3 separate regions of the Homo sapiens genome follow, and all the other regions are linked to region 3. A link is an interaction called in ENCODE POLR2A ChIA-PET data of the cell type or tissue named here. Cell type or tissue: OCI-LY7. All regions are shown on one strand.

Region 1 (5,000 bases), 550 kb before region 3:
TCATAACATGGCAACGACTCCTGCAGGGATGAAAGATAAGATTGTGAGCAATTCTTTCCAATCTGTCCCTTCCCAGCTTCCAGGAAGGTTGACCTTAACATTCAATTCTGTGTATCAGTGGTTTCTGCTCTTGCTTTCTACTGGACATCAGTGGATTTCCTATCATCGGTAACAGTATTAAATGTTAATTTTCACAAAACTATTGTTTTTCTCAATTTTGTGACTGATTTTCCCTGGGGTTCATGATTTGGAAAAACACAGAAATTTCCCAAGAAATGCCAAGGAGGAGTTCCCACATGGAAATGCTAGCAGTAATGAATAATAGCATTGACCATCAGCCTGAGTTTTTAGGTACTCTGCTAACAAAAGGTAACAAAACAAACACGGTTCCTTCAGTCACAGAGCTTACAGCCCAGCAAGTGAAAAAGATACTAAAAAAATGAGCAGAGATGTAACTACAGTCACATGTCACTTAACAGCAGGGATACATCCTAAGAAATGCATTCAGGTGGTTTCATCATTATGCAAACATCATAGAGTATACTTGCATAAATCCAGATGGGGTAGCCTATTGCTCCTGGGCAGCATGTTACTGTATGAAATATTGTAAGCATCTGCAACACCATGGCATTTGTGTATCTAAGCATAGAAAAGGTACAGTAAAAATACAATATTATAACCTCATGAGGACCACCATAGGCAGTGTGTCATTGACTGTAACATCATATGAAGCACACGACTGTATATGATTACAAACCACCATGGGTCCCACTGAAGCTGGGAAGCTGCCAAATGAGAGAAAAAAGAATAAGGTAGATTCCAAGAAGAGAATTTTAAAGAGAAGCCCACAGATTTTTGTGCCATCAAAGTAGTGACTACTAAGTTTTCCAGAAGAATAACAACTCACATCCAGATGGGGTAGCCATCTGGATGAGAACTCAGTTGAGAAGAGATTCAGATTTGGAAGCAATTCTTAGAAGGGCCATTTTGCCATGAAGAACTTCAATATAGCCACCATCCTAGGTCAACTGGAACTAGTAATTCCAGACCACTTCCATCTTCCTACAAGATAAAGTGGCTACTCAGCAAAGAACCGCGATGACCTCCTGATTTACATGATTGCTATTTACATGTCCTCACAATTTCCATCTTTTTCTTCAGGTCCATTATTTTTTCTTTATGAATATAATGCACTGTCACAATTAATGCCACATTTCCTGTAATTCGTGGAATTCTCAAGTCTCATAAATCCTCAACAAGTATCTCTGTTGTTGCTAATAATTAGTCTAGAAGGAAAGGCAAAGTTTCTTGTTTAAGCTTCTAACAAGTATATAGCATCTTCCTTAGAGATGTATGGCTCATCAAGTTAGTCTCAAAGAGATGATTCATTCTCTCGCTTAGATGCTTTCTTAGTTAATGACCCATCCGACAATAAAGTTGGCCCTCTATAACCCAAGCCCCGAGGACTTGAGAAGGGTCTATCATGTGAACTCTTCTAGACATTTGCTGTGGGCTTCATTATGGCTAACTATAAAGTGTGATAAGAAAACGACCTGGTTAATTTAAGAGTTCCACTGGTTTATGCTTTCTTGCTACTTACAGAAATCCGCTTACACCATCAGGTAATTTCCCATAGGCAGAGGACAAATTTCATAGTGACCAGAAAAGAACTTAATGCCATAGAACAAGTTAGTCCAACTAACTCCAATCACTCCCGTCGCTAAGCCTTGCTCTTCTGTTGTAAAACGCTCCATGATACCCATGAGCAGCCACCACTGAGGACTAATGTTGAGATCCCCAAGATGTAAGTTGAACTGACGTGAGAAGAATGAACAAAAGGAAGAGAAGGAAGTGGACAAAGAGAATTCAGGTGACGGATTTTTTTTTTCTCAACAATGGCTAGGATATCTGTGTCAATTAACATTTGCATGTTTTGAGAAGTTAGCATGGCTCTATGAAATCCTTTCAAAGATTTGGCATAGCTAATGATGATACCTTGGGTTTATAGGATGAATGGCTTTCCAAAACACACCATGCAATTCACAGCTGATCCTCATAACATCTCAGCATGCTAGAGGAAGGGGAAAGAGACAGGGATTGGCAACAAAGGAGCTTGCCCAAGGACCTGAGAATGGCATCAGAGGCTTGGTCTCCAGCTCCCATTTCAGAATATTCACTGTCAAATGTGATCCTCCCAGCACACAGCTCCAAAAAAGTGGTTCAGAGTCATGAATTCATTCACCCCTTCACTTAATTCCAGATAATCACATGCACTTGAGGCTTGGGAAGCCCCTTAACTGCCTCTCTTGACCCCGCCTTGGAACGTTAACCATGATCATAGGCTAACCTTAGAGTGAACATGGGGGATACTGTAGGGGAGTCAGTTTATATGGAATTTATCCAGGTGAATTTCAATCTCAATTAGACATCTTGAAACAACGTAAAATTGTATATGGGTTACTTGATCCTCACACCTCATAAATTTAATGGAATGAATTTTGATCTACCCAGCTCCTCCTGGTAAAAGACTGGTGAGTGTGGGCAAAGGACTTTCCAGTATATTTGGCATAAACGTCCCTCAGGGAAAGCCTGGCGGAGCCTAGTTTCAAACACATGTGGGCAAGCAGGGGTGGAGGGGTGGGGTGGATGGGTCCACACATCTCCTGTTGGCCAGAAGGGAAAAGGCACACCTAAGCCTCTTCTCACCTCATCTGTCCCTTGGGACATCACAGGCTAACAGAAGTTATGTGCAAATGCCTAAACAGGAAGTGTTTATTTATTTAGCCATGCTTTGTGACTCCTTCTTGCAATCCCACATTACCATTAAATGGCCCATCTTCCCTCAACTTACCCTTCTCTTTCCCACACTTCTTACAGGTAGACTCTTCAGCTCAATGAAGCCTTTCTACTGCTGTTCCTCCACTCCGATGCCTCAGGGCAAGCAATGTCACAAACATTTCTCCTCCCAGGACAACTACATAATTCATGGACCCATTGCAAAATAAAAATGTGAGGACCTTTATTCAAAAGTTATAAGTATTCAAGATGGCAACAGCAGAGTAGTAAACCAAGCTTGGATACTTCTGAGTACAGGGCCTGCATGACTGCCCATGCAATTCCATGCCCATGATACCCACCCTGCTGCCTCCTACTTGGCCATTAGACAAAAGAATGTTGCCCACTAAGCAAGCTTTGTCAATCCCCAGTCAACCATAGTTCATGGGTTGAGTTGATCTTTGTATTTAAATATTTTCTTGCCAATACAACTGTAAAATCTTCTTTAAAAATAACCATGCCCTTTTATTTTTATCCCTTAATAGGACCTAGCGCAATGCTTTGTACAGACTAGGTGTTGATGAAATGATTGTTCTCAGTAAAATTTCAGAACAATCATGAATAACACTCTGGTCAACTCAAGGGGCAACTCCACTCCTATTTAGCAAATGATATCAGACAACCTAGGGTCTTCAGGGGATCCTGGGGTCCTTCAAACAACCTAGGGTCTTCAGAGGAGCACTAGGAAAGGCTAAGGCCTTTGGGAGGAGGGCATGGTGCAAGATCCCTTTGCACCTGGACTCCACTTATTAGCGACTGCAGAAAGGACAGTCCCTGCCAGGAAGTCAGACACTGAACCTTGTTTGAACCTGGATTCCCAGGCTGTGGCAGTAAGAAACAGGGATGGGGTTAGTTAAATGGACAGTGTGGCTCCTCAGGGGCTGGCTGCAATGCTGAGGGGTGGGGGGTCATGTCCACAAAGCATTTCACTTTTAAAGCCCATGCTCATTCTTGTTGTCACTTTCCCATTGAACTACATGGCCGAGTCTCATCAGGGTGTATGTTTCCATGCTGATGTCAGTCATCTCTGTTTCGGGTCCCTCACCCACTGCAGCTTGCAGAGTGGAGGCGGTTCTTGCTCCCTGCTCTTTTGATGTTAGTTATTTTTTGATATTTTTCTCTGATGCTTTGATACCTATCAAGGTCTTAAATCTGCAGTGAGCAGGGGGTTATCCAAGAATCAAAGAACAGAGTTGGTGCAGCTGGAAGAATATGGATGGGAGGGGATGTGATTTATTTCAGAGATTTGCCACCATCCATAGTTCCAGAAAAACAATGATGTTCTTGCATTGGACAGCAACTCTTCATAGTAAGATCACAAAATGCTTTGCAAATATTGATTCATTCATCCTCCATCATGAGTATGAGTTCTGTTTTAACTGTGGATATCTGTTAGGCCTTCAGGGAAACAATTACAGGGACACCTCATTCTTCTGAAGGTCACCTCTCTGCCATCCTCCACCATCCAATATATAAATTAGAACCAGGGGGTCTCTGAATGGCCAAGAGAGATGCACCAAAGCCCTTATACTTTGTTCCTAGAGGAAGCCCTCCCTTGGAACCTGATAATTCTTATTTTAAATGCTATTCTGACAAGTTTGGTTATCTAGTTACACAGCCAACGAAAGATGAAGGGCCATAAAGGCAGGAAGAAAGGGAAGGGTGCAGGCAGGCAGAGTGAGAGCAGAGATGCGTAACAAATTAGAGTCTTGGGGGCAGAGGACAGTTTCTGACCTTATGTCCCAGAATCCCATGCAGGGCCACCCCTCCAGATGCCGTAATGCCTTCTGCATTCACATCCACCTACCTTTGCACATGCTGAACTCAGGACCTGGGATGTCCTTACTGGGATCTCTAGTCATCAACCACCTATTCATCCTTTAAGACCCAACCCATATGGCCCCTCCATGGGAGACCCTCCCATTACATATTTGTCCCACCTGCAACACTGAATTAAATGTAGATTTATATGTATATAATATATACATATATTATATATATATTATATATATAATATATATATATATATATATATATATATATATATATATACACACACATATACTTTAAGTTCTAGGGTACTTGTGCACAACGTGCAGGTTTGTTACATATGTATACATGTGCCAGGTTGGTGTGCTGCACCCATTAACTTGTCATTAACATTA
Region 2 (5,000 bases), 320 kb before region 3:
AGCTGGGGGATATGATAACAGAAACTTCCAAACTGAAACACAAAGAGAAAAAAACGACTGAAAAACACTAAACAGAACATCAAAGAACTATGGGACACTTGCAAAAGGTGTAATACATGCATAAGGGGAATCCCAGAAGGAGAAAAAAGAGAAAGGAACAGAAGCAGTATTTGAAGCAATAATGACTGTGAATTTCCCTCAAATTAATGTCAGACACTAAACCACAGGAAGCCAGAGAACATAAAGCAGGATAAATGCAAAAAGGAAAAAAACTATACCGAGTAGGCCAGGCTTGGTGGCTCACGCCTGTAATCCCAGCACTTTGGGAGGCCGAGGCAGGCAGATCACGAGGTCAGGAGATGGAGACCATCCTGACTAACACAGTGAAACCCCGTCTTTACTAAAACTACAAAAAAATTAGCTGGGTGTGGTGGCGGGCGCCTGTAGTCCCAGCTACTCAGGAGGCTGAGGCAGGAGAATGGCATGAACCCAGAAGGTGGAGCTTGCAGTGAGCCGAGATCACACCACTGCTCTCCAGCCTGGGCGACAGAGCAAGACACTGTCTCAAAAAAAAAAAAAAAAAAAAAAAACTATATCTGAGCACATCATATTCAAACTTCAGAAAAATCAAAAGGAAAAAATCTTGAAAGATGCCAGAAGTTTAAAAAAAAAAACACCTTACCTATAGAGGAACTAAGATAAGATAAGAATGAATAAGATAAGAATTACATCAGACTTCTCAGAAACATGCAAGCAAGAAGAGACTGGAGTGAAATATTTAGTGTTGAGAGAAAAAAAGAAAAACAACACCACCAACCTAAAATCCTACCCTGTAAAATTATCCTTCAAAAGTGAAGTAGAAATAAAGACTTTCTCAGAAAAACAAAAATTGAGGGAAAGTGTTGCCAATAGCACTGGTTTGCAATAAATTTTAAAAGAAGTTCTTCAGAGAGAAAAAAAAAAACTAATATAGGTCAGAAAGTCAGATCTGCAAAAGGAAAGGAAGAGCATCAGAGAAGGAATAAGTGAAGGCAAAATTAAAAAAACGTATTTTTCTCATTCTTAATTGATCTAAAAGATAATGACTTGTTTAAAATAATAACAATATATTTATTTCTGTATGCTTTTGTGTGTATGTGTATACATGCTTGTGTATGCATATGTGTGTGTGTTTCTGTATGCTTACGTATAAGTGAAATGAATGACAGCAATGCTACAATGGACACAAAAGTGGAATTAGGACTGTGTTTTGTGATATTTGTGGCCAGATGCAGTGGCTCACACCTGTAATCCCAACATTTAGGGAGGCCAGGGCAGGCAGATCATCTGAGGTCAGGAGTTTGAGACCAGCCTGGCCAACATGGTGAAACCCCATCTCTACTAAAAATACAGAAAAAAATTAGCCAGGCATGGTGGTGCACGCCTGTGATCCCCGCTACTCAGGAGGCTGAGGCAGGAGAATCGTTTGAACCTGGGAGGTGGAGACTACAGTGAGCCAATATCACTCCACTGCACTCCAGCCTGGGTGACACAGCAAGACCCTGTCTCAAAAAAATAAATACATAAATAAATTTTTAAAAAGATATTTGCATTACTCCTGATGCAATATAGTGTTATTTGAAAGTGAACTTAGATTAATTGTATACGTACATTGTGAGCTCTCAGGCAACCAAATTTTTTTTTTTTTTTTTTGACATGGAGTCTGGCTCTGTCGCCCAGGCTGGAGTGCAGTGGCGCGATCTCGGCTCACTGCAAGCTCCACCTCCCAGGTTCACGCCATTCTCCTGCCTCAGCCTCTCTAGTAGCTGGGACTACAGGCGCCCGCCACCACGCCCGACCAATTTTTTTTGTATTTTTAGTAGAGATGGGGTTTCACCGTGGTCTCCATCTCCTGACCTCGTGATCCACCCGCCTCGGCCTCCCAAAGTGCTGGGATTACAAGCATGAGCCACCGCGCCCGGCCAGGCAACCCAATTTTTTAAAAAAGGTATAATTGATATGCAGAAAAAGGAAAGAAAATGGAATCATATAAAATGCTTAATTAAAACTGCAAAAGGAGCCTCTCTCGCCCCACCTTCGCTAATACCAGTGCCTCCTCTACCTCTGTGCACTCCATGAAGGAGATGGGGCTAGAGCCAGGAGGTCTCCACACCTGCTCTCCCACAAAGCGGACTGCCCACAAGGCCACCGATGTAAAGCGCCCAGGAAGCCACTGGCTGCAAAAGCCGCTCGCAGAGTGCGCCCTCTACCGGAGGGGTGAAGGAACCTCATCGTCCCAGGTCCGGTACTGTGGCACTCCGGGAAATCAGACGTCATCTGAAGTCCAGGAATTCCTGTTTCACAAACTTCCTTCCCAGCATCTGGTGTGAGAAATTGCTCAGGACTTTAAAACAGATCTGCGCTTCCAGACCGCAACTATTGGTGCTTTGCAGGAGTCAAGCGATGCCTTGCTGAAGACATTAACTTGTGTGCTGTCTATGCCAAACGTGTAACAATTGTGCCAAAAGACATCCGGCTAATATGCCCCATATGTGGGAGAACGTGGATAAGATCACTACGATGGGAAACATTTCATTCTCAAAAAAAAAAAAAAAAAAAAAATTCTCTTCACCACCTGTTAGTGATGTTAGTGATGGTTCTGAATGTTAGGTTTTTTTTTTTTTTCCCATGGGGTCAAAAGGAACCTAAGAATATGACTGTGAGTGGAAAAATACAGGACTTAAATCAGGTATTGGCAGTTTTTCCATTTTTATTTGTGTGTGAATTTTTAATATAAATGCAGGGACACAAGGCATTAATGCAAGCCAAAATGTTTCAGTGAACGAGTTTCAGCAGTTCAACTTTATAATAATTATAAACAAACCTGTTAAATTTTTCTCGATAATGCCAGCATTTGGATTTTTTAAAACAATTCAGCTTCTATGGACAGCAAGCAAATGGTGTTTGTAGCATTTTTATCATACAGTAGACCCCATTCATTCACTATTCTGAGTTATCCTACATGACAGTACATGTTTCTAATATTGTCTGTCTTCTGTGCTGTTCCTGTAAGTTTTAAAATGCATTAAATTCTTTAAAAAATTAAAATAGAAATTTAAAAAACAAGCTACAAAAGGCAAAAAAAAGTATGGAAGACAAAAACAGGAACAAAGAACAAGAGCAACCAATAGAAAACAATAACAAATATGGCAGACATCAATTCAACTATATCAATAATCACTTCAAATGTCAATGGTCTACCTACACCACTTAAAACATAAATAAAGGGCTGGGTGTGGTGTCTCAGGCCTTTAATCCCAGCATATTGGGAGACCAAGCCAAGCAGATCTCTTAAGCCCAGGAATTCAAGATCATCCTGAGTAACATGGCAAAACCTCATCTCTACAAAAAAATACAAAAACTAGCCAAGCATGCTGGTACACACCTGTAGTCCCAACTTCTCTGGAGGCTGAGGTGGGAGGATCACTTCAGCCTGGGAGGTCAAGGCAGCAGTAAGCCAAGTTCGTAGCACTGCACTCCAGCCTGGGTGACAGAGCCAGACCCTGCCTCAAAAAAAAAAAGAAAAAGAAAAAGATAGATATTCAAAGTGCATCAAAACATATGACCCAGGACCGTTCCAAGATGGCTGAATAGGAACAGCTCTAGTCTGCAGCTCCCAGTGTGATCAACACAGAAGATGGGTGATTTCTGCATTTCCAGCTGAGGTACCTGGTTCATCTCATTGGGACTGGTTGGACAGTGGGTGCAGCCCACAGAGGGCAAGCTGAAGCAGGGCAGGGTGTTGCCTCAGCTGGGAAGTTCAAGGAGTCAGATTTCCCTTTCCTAGCCAAGGGAAGCCATGACAGACTGTACCTGGAAAAATGGGGCACTTCTGCCCAAATACTGCGCTTTTCCAACTGTCTTAGCAAACGGCATACCAGGAGATCATATCCTGCGCCTGGCTCAGTGAGTCCCACACCCATGGAGCCTTGCTAATTGCTAGCGCAGCAGTCTGAGATGGACTTGCAAGGTAGCAGCCTGGCAGGGGGAGGGACGTCCGCCATTGCTGAGGCTTGAGTAGGTAAACAAAGCGGAAGGGAAGCTAGAATGGGGCAGAGCCCACCACAGCTCAACAAGGCCTACTGCCTCTGTAGACCCCACCTCTGGGGGCAGGGCATAGCTGAACAAAAGGCAGCAGAAACTTCTTCAGACTTAAACATCCCTGTCTGACAGCTCTGAAGAGAGCAGTGGTTCTTTCAGCATGGTGTTTGAGCTCTGAGAACAGACAGACTGCCTCCTCAAGTGGGTCCCTGACCCCCGTGTAGACTAACGGAGAGACACATCCCAGTAGGGGCCGACTGACACCTCATAGAGGTGGGTGCCCCTCTGGGACAAAGCTTCCAGAGGAAGGATCAGGCAGCAATATTTACCGTTCTGCAATATTTGCTGTTCTGTGGCCTCCGCTGGTGATACCCAGGCAAACAGTGTCTGGAGTAGACCTCCAGCAAACTCCAACAGACCTGGAGCTTAGAAACCTGTTAGAAGGAAAACTAACAAACAGAAAGGAATAGCATCAACATCAACAAAAAGGACATCCACACCAAAACCCCATCTGTAGGTCACCAACATCAAAGACCAAAGGTAGATAAAACCACAAAGATGGGGAGAAACCAGAGCAGAAAAGCTGAAAATTCTAAAAACCAGAGCGCCTCTTCTCCTCCAAAAGATCGCAGCTCCTCGCCAGCAATGGAACAAAGCAGGACAGAGAATGACTTTGACGAGTTGACAGAAGTAGGCTTCAGAAGGTTGGTAATAACAAACTTCTCCAAGCTAAAGGAGGATGTTCAAAACCATCACAAGGAAGCTGAAAACCTTGAAAAAAGATTAGAAGAATGGCTAGCTAAAATAAACAGTGTAGAGATCTTAAATGACCTGAGGGAGCTGAAAACCACGGCACAAGAACTACGTGATGCATGCACAAGCTTCAGTAGCCAATTCGATCAAGTGGAAGAAAGGGTATC
Region 3 (5,000 bases):
ATTTTTTACAATGTTTCTTCTATTCCTTGCATTATCTGTTTCTTCTGAATTACCCTTTTTACTTTTTACAATCTGTTTTAGGCAGGAGGCTTCCTCAAAAGTGTGAGAATCTTTGTTCCTATTTAAGAGTGAGGTGCATTAAAGGGCTGATTGGTAGTGGTGCGTGCCTGTAATCCCAGCTACTCTGGAGGCTGAGGCAGGAGAATGGCTTGAGCCTGGGAGGTGGAGGTTGCAGTGAGCCGAGATTGCACAACTGCACTCCAGTCCGGGCAACAGAGTGAGACCCTGTCTCAAAAAAAAAAAAAGAAAAAAAAGAAAGGCCTGGCACAGTGGCTCACGCCTGTAATCCCAGCATAGGCTGAGATGGGTGGATCATGAGGTCAGGAGTTCAAGACCAGCCTGACCAAGATGGTGACACCCCATCTCTACTAAAAACACAAAATTTAGCCAGGCTTGGTGGCAGGCGCCTGTAATCCCAGCTACTCGAGAGGCTGAGACAGGAGAATCGCTTGAACCCAGGCGGCAGAGGTTGCAGTGAGCCGAGATTGTACCACTACACTCCAGCCTGGGCGACAGAGCGAGGCTCAGTCTCAAAAAACAAACAAACAACAAAAACAGGCTGGTTGGAGGCCTCCTGTGTGAGCTGGGCATGTGGACAGGTAGGCATTTCTTTGGGGTTATCATGTGATCAGCCAGCTTTTTCACTGGGGACTTCCTCATGTTGATATGTGAAATATGCTCAGGAGTAGTTTATTTTCTCCAGAGAAGACACTGGTCGTGTTCTGCTTGGAGGACATGGTGGGTGAAGTCTAAGCCTGGTTGCTGACATTACGGGGCTGGGCTGAGGGGCTTAGGGTCTCAGTGTTCGGTACTTGCTGTTAATGTACTGTGTGGCCATTTCACAAACCACCTCATCCGTGTGAGCCCTACTCGTTTCTGGTTTGGTGTCTACAATGGAAGAGGGATGATGGTGGTCAGATGCTCTGGCTTTACAAACTCTTGATTTAAATCTGGTTTTGGTCTGGTGGTCTCCAGTTCTTGAGCTGTTCAGGTTATACCAGCTGTGTTAATTTGTTCCTTCTAGTTACCCGATTTCCTGCACCCCTCAGCCAGTTAGGATTGACCTTGCTTTTCTCATTCCTGTGTTTGCTTTCCATCTACATATATTGTTAGCACTATTGTTTCCGTTTACAAATCACTTCAAAACTTCATTTTATTAAAACAATCATTTTTTTTACCTCTCCCCATTTCTTGGGATCAGGAAGTTGGGAAGGGTGGGGTTCTGGCTGGGTTTCTTGCACCTGGTTGTGGACAGGCAGTGGCTGGAGTTCGGAGGGGATTCGTTGAGCGTCTCCAGGAGGTATCAGGACAAACCTTGGAGATGGGAAACAGCACAGCAAGGCATGCTCCCACAGCAGTCCGGTGCAGCTCCAGAATGAGGGAGCCATGGCAGGGGCATTAGTTTAATAATCATTGGAACTAATTCTCTTTCCAGCTTCTCCTTGGACCTCTTCACATTTCTACCTAGATGTCTCATCAGAATGGAATTTTCAGATCCTTCCTTCTGCCCCACAGTGCTCTTTGCCATGCTCTTTTAAGGTACCAGAATACTGGGAAAAAAAGGGCGTTCTGGATAAGTGAAAATGTCCTAGGACCTGCTTGGTGTTTACTGACTTACTAGGAAGTTGATAGTGAAATGTGAAGGGTTCATGACAGTGACTTGGTGTTACTAGAAAGCAAAAGTAAAGTGAGGAACACAGGAATCTACAAGTGCTGGGTGTGGGGTAGTGGGTGGGGTGCAGTTGTGGGTGAAACTTCAGTGTGAAATTTGGAATCAGAACATTTAGCTGAGTCTAAATGGAGTTTCTTACTTTTCTTTCCTTTCATTTCCTTTTCCTTTTTTAGAGAGGGTCTCGCTCTTTTGCCCAGGCTGGAATGCAGTGGTGCAGTCATGGCACACTGCAGCCTCAACCTCCCTGGGCTCAGGTGATCCTCCCACCTCAGCCTCATGAGTAGTTGGGACTACGGGCATGCATGCACCACCACATCTGGCTAATTGTTTTGTATTTTTTGTTGAGACGGGGTTTTGCCCTGTTGCCCAAGCTGGTCTTGAACTCCTGGACTCAAGCAATCCACTCATGTCAGCCTCCCAAAGTATTGGGATTACAAGTGAGAGCCACTGCACCTGGCCAGTACTTTATTTTCATACAGAGACTGAGAGTAAGACTTCATTTCCAAATAAAAGTAGGTTATTAAATATTGCTTTATATATTTTTAAAGTTCTTACAGAAAGAAAGCTTCCATATACTCTAGACCATTTTGAGATTCTTTCAGGCTGTGACTCTTAAGGTCAGCTACATTTTTATTGACAGCAATCCTGGAAGAAAAGTAAAGAGAAGTGAGAATATAATGTTGTGATTCTGTTAAAATCACTCAAAATGCTTGAAATTGATAATACTTTTTGGCATGTTTCTTTCTAAAATCAATGTGATAATATCCGCTGCATTGATAAACATAGTTAGCAAGCATTTTTGTACTTAGCGTTTGTGTATAAAATGTAAAGGAAGGTTTTTTAATTCAGAGAAGGTGCTCATGTTTGAAAGACAATATATGGATCTGGAAGAAGTAAAAGTAAATCTTTAAACTCTAATTGCAAGGCTGTCTGCTCATATTTAATTGACACACGTTTAAACATTGGTTGTAATGGATTGTTTGCCATTTAACTGACATTAACGACCTCAGTTAACTCATGTTTTTATATTACATTGGCTGTTTATTTTTTGTTAATTTCCCTTTAGTGTTCAGCTTCCCATACATTAAAAGTTTTGCTTTTTATAAACAACTACTGTGTCTTGAATCTCTTTTTATTATTAAAACTTTCACACATGTATTGGGTTTAATTGCATATACTTTTTGTAGCCTGAAAATGTGAACCATATGATAATAAAACTTAAACGTCTGCACATTGCTACAAAACACAGCTCTGTAAGGGAACACATATCTAAATATCATCATCCTGTCCAAGTCACTCTCAGAGATGTGACTGTGCCCTGCCTGGCTCATCTCGGATCAGGACAACGCCTGCTTCTGGGTTTGTTGGATGGGAATTAAAAGCAAAGCTGAAGCAGAACCTTTACTGCTTTATTTCGAGATGTAATGTCCTGTTGCACCGAGTAATTTTCAGTAAAAGTATTCCTGCCTCCTGCGATTTTTCTGTCAGTTTTTGTTAATTTCTGGCAAAATTCCTTTACTTGGAAGGCTTTTTGTCTTTGATCTGTGAGGATTCACAGAGGAAGGGAAAGCGATCTAGGGAGGATCTCTAGCTCTTCCTTTTGGAGTTACCTAATTTTCATTTTTATCACTTACCTGTCCTCAGGTGTCAAGGCCTCAGGACTGGTTTTGTTAGTCACTCTGACCTTCCTCTCAGCCCCTTCACTTGTTAAGTAGATAACACCTGTATGGGAAGGTATTGGATTTTTAATTATTAGAGGGACACATCCTCTTTCTTGAACAGGCTTGTAGCTAATTGTTATTAAATACAAAATTTCATTTCAGTTTTAATTTCTGTTTAATAAAAAGCTTTTTAAGTCTCCAAAGTTTGTCTAATTATTTTTAAGCTTATTCAAAGCCTGAACCCCCTGCACGGTAAAATCATCAGCATAAGAGACAGCAGGGGCTGGTAGTTAGGCCCTTGCGTTTGAATCTGGCTCTGTCACTCGGTCAGCTTGTTTCATTTCTTGTGCTTCAGTTTCCTTACCTACAAAATGGGACAACAGAACTTATGTCTTCGGTGAAGATTAGCACGTGATGTGCTTAGAGCATTGCCCGGCTCATAGTAATTACTCAGTAAATGCTTGCTGTTACTGTTGCTATGACTATTATTATTAAAGAGCTTTCGATACTTCTACACAGACTACAGTATAGTTATCTGGACCTAATTTTTTTTTAAGGCCAATGCTACCATTTTAAAAGGAAACTCAGCTGTCAGCATAATGGTAGTAAAGTGGTAGCAAAATGATAGTAAAGTGATTAAACAGGATTAAAACACAAACTGGCTGTTCATTATATGTACTTTGTATTAATAAAACAACATAGGCCGGGTGCGGTGGCTCATGCCTGTAATCCCAACACTTTGGGAGGCTGAGGTTGGCAGATCGCTTAAGCCCAGGAGTTTGAGACCAGCCTGGGCAACATAGCAAGACCCTCATCTCTACAAAAATATAAAAAATTAGTCGGGTGTGATGGTGTGCCTGTCGTCGCAGCTGCTCAGGAGGCTGAGGTGGGAGGATGGCTCTAGCCCGGGAGGTCCAGGCTGCAGTGAGCTGTGATACTGCCACTTCACTGTAGCCTCGGTGACAGAGAGAGAGAGAGAGAGAGAGAGAGAGAGAGAGAGAGACCCTGTCTCAAAAAATTAAAAAACTAAAAGCAAAATATAAGATGGGGTCACCTGTTTTTCTTCCATTCTAGAGAGATAATTACAGCTAATATTTCTGTTTCCTTTTTCTAGTCAGTTTTCTAGATACCAGTGCTAGTTTTTTTTTTTTTTGAGACGGAGTGTTGCTCTGTCTCCCAGGCTGGAGTGCAGTGGCACGATGTCCGCTCACTGCAAGCTCTGCCTCCCGGGTTCGCGCCATTCTCCTGGCTCAGCCTCCCAAGTAGCTGAGACTACAGGCGCCCGCTACTGCACCCGGCTAATTTTTTATATTTTCAGTAGAGATGGGGTTTCACCGTGTTAGCCAGGATGGTTTCGATCTCCTGACCTTGTGATCCGCCCGCCTCGGCCTCCCAAAGTGCTGGGATTACAGGCGTGAGCCACCACGCCCGGCCCAGTGCTAGTTTTGTGCCTGTATTTTCTGCTTTTTTCATTTGACATCACTTGAATTTCCTTAGCTTGTGGAATCTTTTGTTTTGTTTTGCAAACTTAATATATTCTCATACTTGATAGTTATAGTAATACATAAGCTTTAGTCATTGACAGGCCCCATTAGCCCTTGTTTATG

The links. Peaks named below come from ENCODE experiments on the same cell type or tissue, not always from the same donor. Only the 100,000 strongest peaks of a DNase experiment are listed, where the experiment ranks them.
Region 1: POLR2A ChIA-PET joins it to region 3 with 7 read pairs; 2 of 35 experiments call an interaction of 5 or more read pairs at or near these places.
Region 2: POLR2A ChIA-PET joins it to region 3 with 5 read pairs; 3 of 35 experiments call an interaction of 5 or more read pairs at or near these places.

Annotation. Positions count from the first base shown.
Region 1 is chr6:156,428,245-156,433,244 of GRCh38, forward strand. No RefSeq gene overlaps it. Among named protein-coding and RNA genes, the nearest start is that of SNORD28B, 52 kb to the left of the region's middle. In OCI-LY7, no CTCF peak of the experiment used is centred here; no DNase peak of the experiment used is centred here.
Region 2 is chr6:156,659,899-156,664,898 of GRCh38, forward strand. It overlaps the pseudogene H3P28. Among named protein-coding and RNA genes, the nearest start is that of ARID1B, 110 kb to the right of the region's middle. In OCI-LY7, CTCF peaks have their summits at 2,261 (motif pointing left) and 2,468; a DNase peak (open chromatin) is centred at 2,223.
Region 3 is chr6:156,982,803-156,987,802 of GRCh38, forward strand. The region is part of intron 4 of ARID1B (AT-rich interaction domain 1B); the gene reads left to right. Among named protein-coding and RNA genes, the nearest start is that of MIR4466, 210 kb to the left of the region's middle. In OCI-LY7, no CTCF peak of the experiment used is centred here; no DNase peak of the experiment used is centred here; H3K4me3 peaks cover 785 bases; H3K27ac peaks cover 3,026 bases.